Linked DNA regions of Homo sapiens: region 1 is linked to region 2. Evidence: chromatin contacts called from ENCODE Hi-C or POLR2A ChIA-PET data. All regions are on one chromosome and are shown on one strand. Each heading gives the region's core, a stretch centred on a gene start or an enhancer-like site at or near the end of the contact. The rest is flanking DNA. Distances are from core to core; before and after follow the strand shown. Region 1 overlaps ZNF516 (zinc finger protein 516). Region 2 overlaps ZNF516 (zinc finger protein 516).

Region 1 (6,270 bases), core at 1,142-3,641, 64 kb before region 2:
GTCTGCAGGAAGGAATCTTGGTGTGGCTGTGAATCTAGTTCCACATGTGGTGTGACTTCTGGCCCGTTACGAACGCCTGTGCGTCTTCCCTCCATCTGTGGGATGAAAGGGGAAGCCAGCCTGCCCCAGGGGTTAGGAGAGGACCGTGCCCCAGGGACACCTTTGGACAATGGGGAGCTGGAACCCTGTGCAAAGGATCACTCACAGAGCAGGCAGAATTGCAGATGCAGACTGACTTGCCGGGAGAATTTCAGAAAACAGAAGGAAATCATGATGGATTGAGTTTATTCTTTTCCCGAACAATTTCTGTTGTGGTTTGCTGAGAGAATGTGGCCCGTGTTCACAGGGACGTTCTGTTCTTTAGCAGCAAGAGCTGGAACGACTGTTGACCATTTTACCTGCCCTGTAGGTCCAAGTCAAGGCCCCTTTTATTCAAACATCCCGAAGTCATGTGACTCTTAAGATCGCACCAATGGACTTGGTGGACAGACTGAGGTATCCTGATGATGATTGTTCCAGGTCTGTTCTGAGAAGGAACAAAAAGGTTTTCTCTTCCCCAGTGGATCTTTTTTTTTTTTGGACAGAATCTCACTCTTGTCACCCAGGCTGGAGTGCAGTGGCATGATCTCGGCTCACTGCAACCTTCGCCTCCCAGGTTCAAATGATTCTTGTGCCTCAGTCTCCCGAGTAGCTGGGATTACAGGCGCACACAACCATGCCCAGCTAATTTTTGTATTTTTAGTGGAGATGGGGTTTTGCCATGTTGGCCAGGCTGGTCTTGAACTCCTGACCTCAAGGGATCTGCCTGTTTCGGCCTCTTACAGTGCCGGGATTACAGGTCTGAGCCACCATGCCCAGCCCCACAGTGGATCTCTTAAGTGAAAAGCTGCAAATGTAAGCATTTTAATAAACTTTGATACAGAACTGAGAGTGTACTGAAAGTGTGTTTGAAATGCACTCATTTTTCTGCTTTGCTAGAAAAAGTTTTTCTGCTTTTGAAGTTTTGGATCATGAATGTATATATATTCTCTATGTCATCTAATAATAATTTTACATTCAGCCTATAAACTGTAAGGGATTTGTTATTCCTATTTTTTGTAGATTAAAAAATTGTTTATTTTAGAAAAGAGATAATTGTGATATAATTCATTTAGGTAGATGTTATTTGTATTGTATATTAAACCTTAAACCTTTTTTTTCATAATTTGCTGCATTTTAGTTTTGCCAACCTCTCAATATAAACAAGTTTACAAAACCTAGAAACTCTTAACTTTGCTTAGGGTTGAGGAATACCTGGAGTGAAAACCCCAGACAAAGTTGATTTATTTCATACATCATTATTGTACTGGTAGAATAGCAACAAATGCCCTTCCTGTTGAAGAATGAATATTTTATTGAGATGATGGTTTTACATACCTCTCCTCTCCGCAGTCTTCATCGATGAATTTGTCACTCTCTTTATGAATCTGTCACTCTCTCATTTGTCCTGAAAATCTGAAATATAGTTGTTGGAGTAGAAGTTAGTACACTTTCTGCTCTCCACCAGAGTTTACAAAAACACTTTAAGTTAGGGGCTTTTCACTTAGGAGATCCATTCGTGGGAAAGATAACCTCCTTTTCCCTTCAGAATAGATCTGGAACAAAGTGTATTTCATCAGCTGTTTTTAAGTAGGTCATTTACATATAATAATTAAAAAATGGATAACAATACTGGTTCAGAAAAGCTGTTTCTCAGAAGGAAGAGTGAAGTAACTCAAAGCAAACCAAACTCCTTTAAGAAGATGCTTCTTAAAGCATCTTCTTAAAGGAGATGAGAATTAAATGCAGTGTAATGAGTTTGCATTCCTTCGTTTCAGCAGGTTTTTTTGTGTTGTTTGTGTCTTATTCCCATGCTATTGGGAATTACAGTGAGATAAAAAGGAACCCTTTACAGTGGGTCATTTTGTGAGTGCTTGAGAATGTGTGGGGTGGTTTGGAAGCCAAGTGGAAGGGAAAATGTAGGGGATTTAAAGTATAAAATTGCAAGAGAATCACATTTTGTTGGTGTATTTAAAAGTGCCACAAAGAAAGCACAAAAACCTGACCTTGTTTTTCCCCGGACAGAACGAATCTCGCCTTTTGTCCCATGTGTCTCAAGACTGCTGTCCAACTCAGTTTTGTCACATTTTCAAGGCTAAGGCAGAGTTAAATTGCTTCCTCATTGTGGGGCTGGGTCCCGTTCTTGGAGGTGACACTTCAGGTTACCTGTTACTCCTGCTTATGGATCTGATGTTCAGAGCAGCAAGTTTATTACTTTCACGGAGGGTCAGTTTTCGTGCTTGCTATATTAGTCACTGAAATGCTTCTTTTGATAGGTCAGATGATATTGAAACAAACTAGAATTCTGTTTCCTGTCTGACTTGTGGAATTGCAGTATCAGTGTTCAGAAAACTTACCAGACTTTTGAACGTAAGATCGACTAGCATTCAAGTAGAATTACAAAGTCCAAACGATATGACTCAGCTGGGATAAAAAGTGCTGTTTTATCTTTTTTCTGTTCCAGTGACTCAGCAAAAACAGTGCTTTGGACATACGGAAATGTAGGCAAACGAATATTTCTGCATAAAGGGAAAATGTAGACCTTTACTTTTAGGACGACTGTTTGTTAGTGGACCAGCCCAAAATTCTTTTCAGAGTTTTGCAAATCCACCTGAGTCTCCACAAGTGCAATTTCATCTGTGGGTTCTTCTCTTGAAAGTGATTTAAGCCTCCGTAGCAAGTCACCCCGCACCGGCATACATCTGGGGGGCTCAAGAGCTTAGGCTGTTTCTATCCAGTCATGTGAAATTTATAGTTGTTCAGTTGCCTACGGTTCACCTAGTCAGGTGGGACCTCAGTATTACAATAAATGAAGGTGTTCTGATTAAAACATCCCTTTCTTAGACAAACCATGACTGGTTTTGGAGGTTAGTGGAAAACTGACACAAAACTACAAGCTTACGTTTAATCGCTTGGCAGAATTTCTTTCATATTCATTTGACCACTGTTTAATATGCTTTAAGATGTCTGAAGTTGGAGCTTAGAATGTACACTGTGTCCTACTTTTAAATGAGAGGAATTCCAGTAGCTAAGACCAATCCTATTCCCTGTCCTGCAACTCCTGGATGTGGACACTTTTTTTGCTGGGAAGTGAATTGATCTGAATGTCATTCTTCCAGGGAATTAATATGAAGCTACCCATTTTAATTACTGAACCAGAATAAAACATTGACAACTGGCACTGAAGGCTTTACTCTTTGTTTATCTTGTATAAGGGGATCAAGATAGACAGAGACACTTTGCTTTTAAGACATATACGGTGATTTTTCACAAAATGGTGTGAACATTTAGCACCTTTCTTTTCATACTATAAAAGGAGATGATGGTTGTGGAACTCACTGCAGATAACTCATTACTTGGTTTTCCAGCCACAAATTTGTGTGGGTAATTTAGTTAGAGCCAAATACTTAGGGCAACATTCTCCTTGCCCAAATTAAACCATTTCTTTTCAGATAATAGTACAAAGTGCATAGTTTATACACGACAAAGTCTTCATCATCTTGGCCATCGAGATATTTACAGTCGAAAGAGGAAATTGCATTTTGAGGAAAAAGTGTGTGAGACGTTTCACAACATGAGAGTAAGTTTATTTTATGGAAGCTACTATTGAGCGCCTGCTCTATGCCAGTCACTGTATTAGGCATTTAAATACATTCGCTTGGTGAATGTAGTAAGATCTTTAAATATATACATTTTAAAGAATTTAAAATGGTACAATGTTCTGTGAGTTTTTCTGCAACTAATTTTTTTTTAATTTTGCGTAACATTTCAGTGTATTTGCTTTAAGGCATGTGTAGGGTGCTGTTGTGTGTACACACCCTCAGTGATTTCCAGATGCCCAGTGCCCAGTGTGGCCAGAGCATGGACCCACTGGCACAGATTTGGTCTGTGAGCAGCCAGCAGGAGGTGCCCGTGTGTGCCAGCTGGCTGCTGCCCTGTGGAGCCGCCTTTCTTTGTCCTGTCTCCTGTTGGACATTTGGGCTGCTATCAGCTTTCTCTTAGCGTGCAGGGAACTTTACTAATATACGAGTTTGTGCACTTGTGGGAATATTTCTCTAGGATAAGTTCCCCGAGGTGGAATTTTGGGGATGGAGGGGCATTTTAATTGACAGATACTGCCAAATTTACCAACAAAGATAAAGTACCATTTTACGTTCCCTGCAAAACTCAGTGCTTTCTCTTTGTCAGTGCTTGATATTATCAGTCGTTTAAGTCTTGGCCAACTTAATAGAGGAAAATACCATTGCATTTAAAAATCGTAAGTGATTATGAGGATTTCTTAATGTTTATTGCTCATTTTATCTCTCTTGTGAATCACCTGTTACTTCGTCACATTATCCAGTGAAGTTATTCATGATTTGTTGATTTATAAGAACATTTTGTTTATTGGGGATAATAGTCTTTTGCTGATGAGTTACAAATATCTCTTTGGGTAACTTGTTTTGTATCTTCCGTCACATATGTTTTCCAGATACAGAAACATTCAGGTAGCCTATATATGAGTTGTTTCTTAAAATGTGTGAAAGATTTCAGGTGTGGACTTGACTCATCTCTCACATTTGGGTAGGTGGAGGAGAGAGCTCTGGTTTCTTGCTTAAATATTGGTCTGTTTACTTTTTTTGTCCCTGAGTGAATTTTGGACAGTTAGATTTTATTAGAAAATTATATTTTTCATCCATATTAACAAGTGTATTAACCTAGAGTTTGAAAAACATTGTATGATTTTTTAAAATTTTCCTTCTGTCTGTGGTTATTAGACCTAATTCCTCCCAACCTCTTTTTTCTTCTTGATTAGGCCAGCTAGTTATTTATCTCATTCATTGGGGTTATCATAGAGCCAATTACTGATTTTGTGTATCAGTTTTACTGTAGTTTTTCTTATTTATTGTTACTCTTTAAAATTCAAATTTAAGGGTTTTATTATATTTTTGTTACTGGTTGAATTGAATATTTTTAATTATTGTAGCAAGTAATTGAATTTTATTTTAGCTTTCTTGTGTACCATAAATTTTGACACTGGTACTTTGAAGAGAGTTTGCAGTTTCACTTTGATTTCTTCTTTGTTTCAGGAGTTGTTACAGAGAGTTTAGAATTTTCCAAATGGCTGAACTTCTATGAGTGTTGTTTTTGTTTTTGCTTGTTAATTTTTAGTGTCATGGTACTGTATTATGGAGCTCCTGGGACCTGTACTGTTTTGAATTTATGGAACTTTTAGAGCCTTCCTTGTGGTTAATATGGAGGCATTTGATGTTCTATTGCCAATTTAGCAAAATAGCAAATTGTGGAGTGTGATACTCATATATTAGATAAGCCTTACTTTATTTTTCAAGCTGTCTGTTTCTTACTACTTTTGCTTACTTAATCTGCCATGCTTACGAGAGATTTGCCAATTCTTCCAGATCATTTTTCTCTGTTTGTCTTTTCAGGTATTCACTGTAGCTGTTTCTAAATGCATTTTATTCTGTGTTTGTGTTATTCTGTGTTATTTGACTTAAAAGTGTAATATAACTACAGCTGGGGGAGGGGTGCTTTCCTGTAATCCCACTTCTTGGGAGGCTGAGGCAGGAGGATTGCTTGAGCCCAGGAGTTTGAGGCCAGCCTGGGCAACACAGAGTAAGACCCTGTCTCAAAAAGAAAGCCCCCCCCCCCCCCACACAAAAACAACCAACAACCCAGTGTTAGGACAATTACATCTTCTTTGTGAGTTCTACTTTACCCTTTATGATTATAAGATAGCTACTTTTTTTTTTTTTTGGAGATGGAGTCTCACCCTGTTGCTCAGGCTGGAGTGCAGTGGTGCAATCTCAGCTCACTGCAAGCTCCGCCTCCTGGGTTCACGCCGTCCTCTTGCCTCAGCTTCCCAAGTAGCTGGGACTACAGGCGCCCACCACCAAGCCTGGATAATTTTTTGTATTTTTAGTAGAGACAGGGTTTCACCGTGTTAGCTAGGATGGTCTCCATCTCCTGACCTCGTGATCCGCCCACCTTGGCCTCCCAAAGTGCTGTGATTACAGGCGTGAGCCACCGCACCCAGCCAACTACTTTTGTTTAATTGCCTTTTTTGACCACACATTAAACTTTTAATGGTATATTTTTTCCATGTTGCTTTTGTTTGTACTTTTCTGATATATTTTTCTCTACGTGTCCAGCTTTTCCGAGTTCCTCAGTCATAGGTGTTTTTTTTTTTTTTTT
Region 2 (5,503 bases), core at 1,143-3,642:
CAGTGCCAGGCCATTGTCACACACATGAGCTGGCCAGAGAATAAGTGCTCTGGGAACACTCACGCCTTATCAGTTCTGTTCTGTTAAGAGCTCTTCTCAGCTAGCTCTAAACTACTATTTTCTTTTTCTTTTCTTTTTTCCTCTTTTCTTTTTCTTTTTTTGAGACGGAGTCTTGCTCTGTTGCCCACGCTGCTGGAGTGCAATGGGGCGATCCTGGCTCACTGCAACCTTCACTTCTTGGGTTCGTACAATTCTGCTGCCTCAGCCTCTCCAGTGGCTGGGACTGCAGGCATGTACCACTACACTTGGCTAATTTTTGTATTTTTAGTAGAAATGGGGTTTCACCAGGTTGGCCAGGCTGCTCTTGAACTCCTGACCTCAGGTGATCTGCCCACCTCGGCCTCCCAAAGTGCTGAGATTACAGGCGTGAGCCACCGCATCCAGTGTAAACTACTATTTTTTTGTATTAGAACCCAGAGCTGATCCATTGTGGTGAGACATTTAAGAATGTGTGGTGTCTGTGTGTGCACACACGTATCACTTGATTTGAAAAATAGATTAAAAGCCAGATTCTCTATGTGTTTAATATCACATAGTTGGTGCGAACATGATTGGCCCATTCTTCTCATGACTTATGTCATTTTAAGAAATTTAAGACCAAATTTTAGAATTTATTGGTTTATCTTTCACATAATTATTCTTAATTGAGCCTTTAAACAACTACAGTGCTAATGAAGTAGGTAACCTTCTTCGGGTGAAGAAAGTTAAAGAAAACCTGAAAAGAGAATTTTGATCGACAGTAGTATGTAGATTCAAATAGCAGTTTGTGGTTTACTGTGTAACTCTTGAAAATCACCAGAGACACGAAAACTGTGTACATTCAGCATTGCCTGTATTGCCAGCTGGTATACATAGTGACAGAGGGCATTTGTTCTGTGATCAGCTAAATTGTAAGACATTATATTACATTTTAGGGATGAAAACCCTTAAAATAAACTGAAACCCAGCTGAGGAAAATAACACGTGGAACTGGTATCCCAACTTTAAATAAGATTATTTTTCAGTGAAATCGTACTTCAGGATATGCTAGTATGCTGTTCAAGAAAGTAGGAAAATGGCTTGTTTCAGAATAAGTAGGCTTTTTTAAACAACTGGATTGTAAACAATTGGTAATGCTGAAAGCCAAACAACAATGAAGGATTTCACTAATTTAATGTAAATACATAGGAATCTATATATGTACATGTTAGTCTTTAAAATTCTGTAAGAAATACAGTTTTAAAGTGAAGTTTTTGAGTAAGGGTAAAAGATAATGTTTTGATGGCCTAAGAATTTCTCAAGAATAAAACTTTTTGTTCCAATGTTTGTTTAAAAAAAGTGACATGAAATTTCTTGAACTGTTTAGTAATCAGACAAACTGCTTAAATATTGTATCAGTTTGAAAAAACATTTAACGAAACCTTTTAAATAAGCAGATGTTCACTAGTCTTGAATACATAAGAACTGTGTGAAGACTTGGGACATTTTTGTTCATGAGGTTTCGTGAAGATTTTTCTTGTTCACCAATATTATTGGCTTTTACGTCATCATTTAAAGACCTGTTTCAATTTTAGTTTTATACAGTCACATTGAACCCCTGCCCAAAGTGGGTTAGATGAAGAAAACATATATCTTAGCATAAAATCAGTTCCGGTGGGAGGAAACCGTGGCAGCCCAGATATTTGGGGGTGGGCGTTAAGGTGTGCTGAGGTATTCGAGGGGATGAAATTGAACCAGTCATGACATAATTTTTTTTTTGAAACAAAAAATGTACTTTATCTTATTAATATAGTCATATAAAGTGAATGTAGTTGGTTGATTGATAATGGGATTGCATGGGAAACCTGGATCCTTTTCTCTTCCTTAGTCCTAGCATCTTTCTATCGATTGATTGATTGAACAGACGTCTGTTGGGTGTGGTGCTGCTAGGCAAGATGAACGATACCCTCTCCCTGCTGCCTAGGAGCCTGGCGTCCGCCAGAGAAGGATTTTAGATATGTGTAATTTATATATAATTTTAAAGTCATGTAGTAGTAGAATTTAACTGCTAAATTCTACTTAAAGTTCTTCCACTACATTTTTATTGTTTTGGCAAGGTTTGCAGGATTGAATTAGTCACTAAGGAGAGAGAGAGTGTGGTCAACTTTAAAGCCACAGAAAATCTTTTTTAAAAAATGGGAATAAACCGTATGGCATTTTCAGCAGTACGTCCTGTTTCCAAATAATAGCACTTCGTTTCTGCCTCCGCTTCCCGCTTCCTCACAGAGGCCTTGGTTTCAGCATTACCTTGGCAGGTGCAGTGTCTCATGTCTAAGGAGAAGTGGGCCTCTGAGCAGGGCTCACTGTGGGCCGCGGTGGCGTGCAGTGATGCTAGGTTCTGGTAGGTTCCGGGTAGGTTATGGCGGGACTCAGAGGTGGGCGAGGTGGAGGGAGGATGCCACACTCAGCCCGGTGTCCCGGGACATTGAGGGAAGAAAGACTAGAAAGAAGACCCGGAGTTCTTTGGGAGAGGAGAGGACTCAGTGGGACCATGGAATCCCTGGTTGCCCAAAACTGTGTCCAGACAAAATCTTGAGAGGAAAAGAGTCCAGGAGCTGCCTCAGTTGCTGTTGGTCACTTTGTCACGTGGGGCCACATCTTGGCAACGACTTGACTTCCTGCTTCCACATCAGGAGGCACGGTGTGTCCTTATCCTCCGGCCTCCCCTCCCTTCCTCTATTACCCAGTGCATTGCAGTCCTTGAGGAAGAAATGAGGTCAGTCTCCATGGCCATTGTCTTCCTAAGGCTGGCCCTGCTGATCGCCAGGTGGGTTCGTAGAGTGTGTGGGCTCCCGTCGGTCCCCAGGTGAGTGGAGGCAGTGTTTGGGGTCACGCCTGTGTGCAGTAGGACTAAGCTAAGAGTAGGAATGGCCCTCCCAGGAGGGGAGGAGAGCCTTGGGCTGGAGTGGCCCACCCAGAGTCAGGGCTGTTTTCAGGTTTTCCTGTTTCAGGCCGTCCCTTTGGGTGCCGTGTACGTCCCCTCTGTCCCCAGTGAGGAAGGAGAGCATCGCCAGGGTGTTCTCCCCTGGAAGTGCAGCAGCAGTCAGCACGGCGACCTTCGCTGGTCTTGGTCCCGGACTTAGGAATGCAGCCTCATCAGGGAGCTGTGAATCATTAGTGCCGCTTCCTCTGAAAATAGTTTTTGACATTCAGCTGCAACAATGCCACTATTTACCATCTACATGGTGGTCTCTGGGCTGCTCTTGCATTTTGCCGAGGTCATTAAAAAATCTGGAATACACACCCACACGGTCTTGGAGAGGATACGTTTTATGATCTGGGATCATCTCGGGTTGACTCCTTTGAATGTTCAGATGTTTTTATTTTAAGAGTATTTTAAGGTTAAGATGACCTATGTGCTTTGCTAGTTTTCTTATCTAAGTATGTGATAATAAAAAGTGGTATTTTAAATATTTTAAAAACTGCTTTATGCTGGAGGGGTGGTACACGTTTTCAGGCACTGTCTCCCCACTGCCTGAGTGCAGAGGGCTCCTGGCAGAGACTGTCCCATCCACCTCCTCATTTTGTGGATGAAAAAGGAAGGTCAAGATGAGGTTTCAGGTCTTTGGAGCCTTCTGAGCCCTCTCCGTAGTCAAGCGGTAATTTTAGGACTTGTTGAGTTTGATGCTTTGGGCTTTTGTGTTTCAGAAGTTTTTTGTGGTGTTTTCAACACATCCTTCCATGCTTTTGGCGTATTTTGTAACTTTTAAGTATTTTATAGTTTTAATTTTGCTTTGTTCCCCACCTTTGCTGCTCTCCTCTGAATGCCATGGAATAGTGTCTTGTCTATTAACTCTGATGTCAGTGATCCTAAGTGAAGAATCCAACCTTAGAATTACCTGTGGTTAAGAAATATTTTTGTTGAAGCCGCGACTTGCTGAAATGCTTGGAAATGTTCTTGTCTCCAGTGCAGGATGTTCAGTGGAACTGAGTGTATTTTGGAGGCTGTTGATGTAGAATCTGCACTGTGTGTAGCTGGGGTGCAGTGAGGCATTTTGTCTCTGGGGTATTGCGAAAGGTACACGACACCCATTTCATCCAGAATGACAGGATTGTGACACTCAAGGCTGCACAGTCCTTCGTGAGTAGCCCCTGGCCATGAGAGGCTACGTGTTGAACAGGGCAGATTTAGAGACCGTTTCCATCCCGGAGGAGGACCTGTTAGACAGTCCTGACCTCAGGGATTCCATGTGCTTTTCAGTTGTCTTAAGAACACAGCTTCTGAAAATGGAAGCATTTCATAGCAGCAAAGCTGTGTTAGAATTCTAGCTGGTCTTTTATTTCTTTAATCTGAAAGTTTTATCTGCTTTTAGGACATGCAAGTTCTTCTCATTGATATATTGAAAGGCAGACTGAGCACACTGTTGTGTATTCATTTAGAAAGTTGAGTGTGTAGGTGTTTGCTCTTTGATGTGTTTAATTGGCTATAACCTGAGATCTTGAAAAACTCCCCCGGGAGATTGCTGCTGATTGGATGTGTGTTGCGTGTTGTGGCTGCATGGTGAACACTAGGAGGTGAGGAAGAATCCTGTGGTAAAATTTCTCTTTTTCTCCTCCAGCCGACTCTCAAGTCTCCCACAAGTGAATGGTTTATTTTCTTTGATTCCCAAAATAAATTTGCAAGGGGAAGATTTCCATTCTACCAAAACAAATTGAAATTTTTAAAAATCATAGGGTTTTTCCTCCCCAAAAGCAAATTTTACCTGTCAGAGTTCAGTGTAGTTAGAAAAGCGTCTCGGTACCTGAAGCAGGAATGCAGGCTGTGTAGGGAACTGCGGAACCACTGCGCGAGCTTCGGGACCTGTTCGAGGCAAGGCCTCCTCCAGTGGCTCCAGAAAGTGACAGAATGACAGAATCAACCCATCTCAGGAGCTGTTTTCTTTGTGCTGAAAGGAAGAAGCCACAGTCAAAACCGCTTCTTGAGACCTTGGAAGCCAGAGAATGGATACCTGAAGCCCTGACCCGAGAATCAGGAAGCTCTATCAAGAAGCTCTCACTTTTGCCACTATTTTGTGACAACCAGGGGCCTGGAGAAGGAACCCAGCTGTGGCGAGCCCTCATACTTCCCTGTCCTTGCCAGCCAGCACTGGCAGCTGGGAGCCTCCTGTATTAGTCCGTTTTTAACGCTGCTAACAAAGACATACCCAAGACTGGGTGATTTATAAAGGAAAGAGGCTTAGTGGACTCATAGCTCCCCATGGCTGGGGAGGCCTCACAATGATGGTGGAAGATGAAGGAAGAGCAAAGGCACATCTTACATGGCGGTGGGCAAGAGAGTGTGTGCAAGGGAACTCCCCTTCATAAAAACCATCAGATCTCGTGAAACTTACTACCATGAGAACAGTGTGGGGGAAACTGCCCCCATGATTCAGTTATCTCCACCTGGCCCCACCCTTGACACATGGGGATTACTACAATTCAAGGT

Evidence for each region. Hi-C counts contacts between places; a loop is a spot of excess contacts on that map. ChIA-PET counts read pairs that join two places held with the same protein, here RNA polymerase II (POLR2A). Pooled maps may share reads with other maps.
Region 1: a pooled map shows a loop between it and region 2 (2.1-fold over the local background). The contact joins two enhancer-like sites. A Hi-C loop is called at or near these places in 8 of 168 maps with a recorded cell type or tissue (CD14-positive monocyte, Panc1, adrenal gland and 4 more), 3 of 37 single-sample maps with no recorded cell type and 7 of 50 pooled maps. POLR2A ChIA-PET finds 5 or more read pairs at or near these places in 2 of 52 experiments (CD8-positive, alpha-beta T cell and H1).

The regions. Positions count from the first base shown.
Region 1 is chr18:76,473,364-76,479,633 of GRCh38, reverse strand. All of the region lies in intron 1 of ZNF516 (zinc finger protein 516), which reads left to right. Among named protein-coding and RNA genes, the nearest start is that of ZNF516-AS1, 15 kb to the left of the region's middle. RefSeq lists enhancers at 1-463, 1,588-2,787. Within about 2 kb of position 2,391, at least 10 of the 41 ENCODE cell types and tissues checked have a DNase peak (open chromatin) inside an H3K27ac peak, as active enhancers do; they include CD14-positive monocyte, where a contact is called at or near this core.
Region 2 is chr18:76,409,859-76,415,361 of GRCh38, reverse strand. The region is part of intron 3 of ZNF516 (zinc finger protein 516); the gene reads left to right. Among named protein-coding and RNA genes, the nearest start is that of ZNF516-AS1, 79 kb to the left of the region's middle. RefSeq lists enhancers at 2,821-3,381, 4,246-4,325 and silencers at 4,086-4,135, 4,516-4,615. Within about 2 kb of position 2,392, at least 4 of the 41 ENCODE cell types and tissues checked have a DNase peak (open chromatin) inside an H3K27ac peak, as active enhancers do; they include CD14-positive monocyte, where a contact is called at or near this core.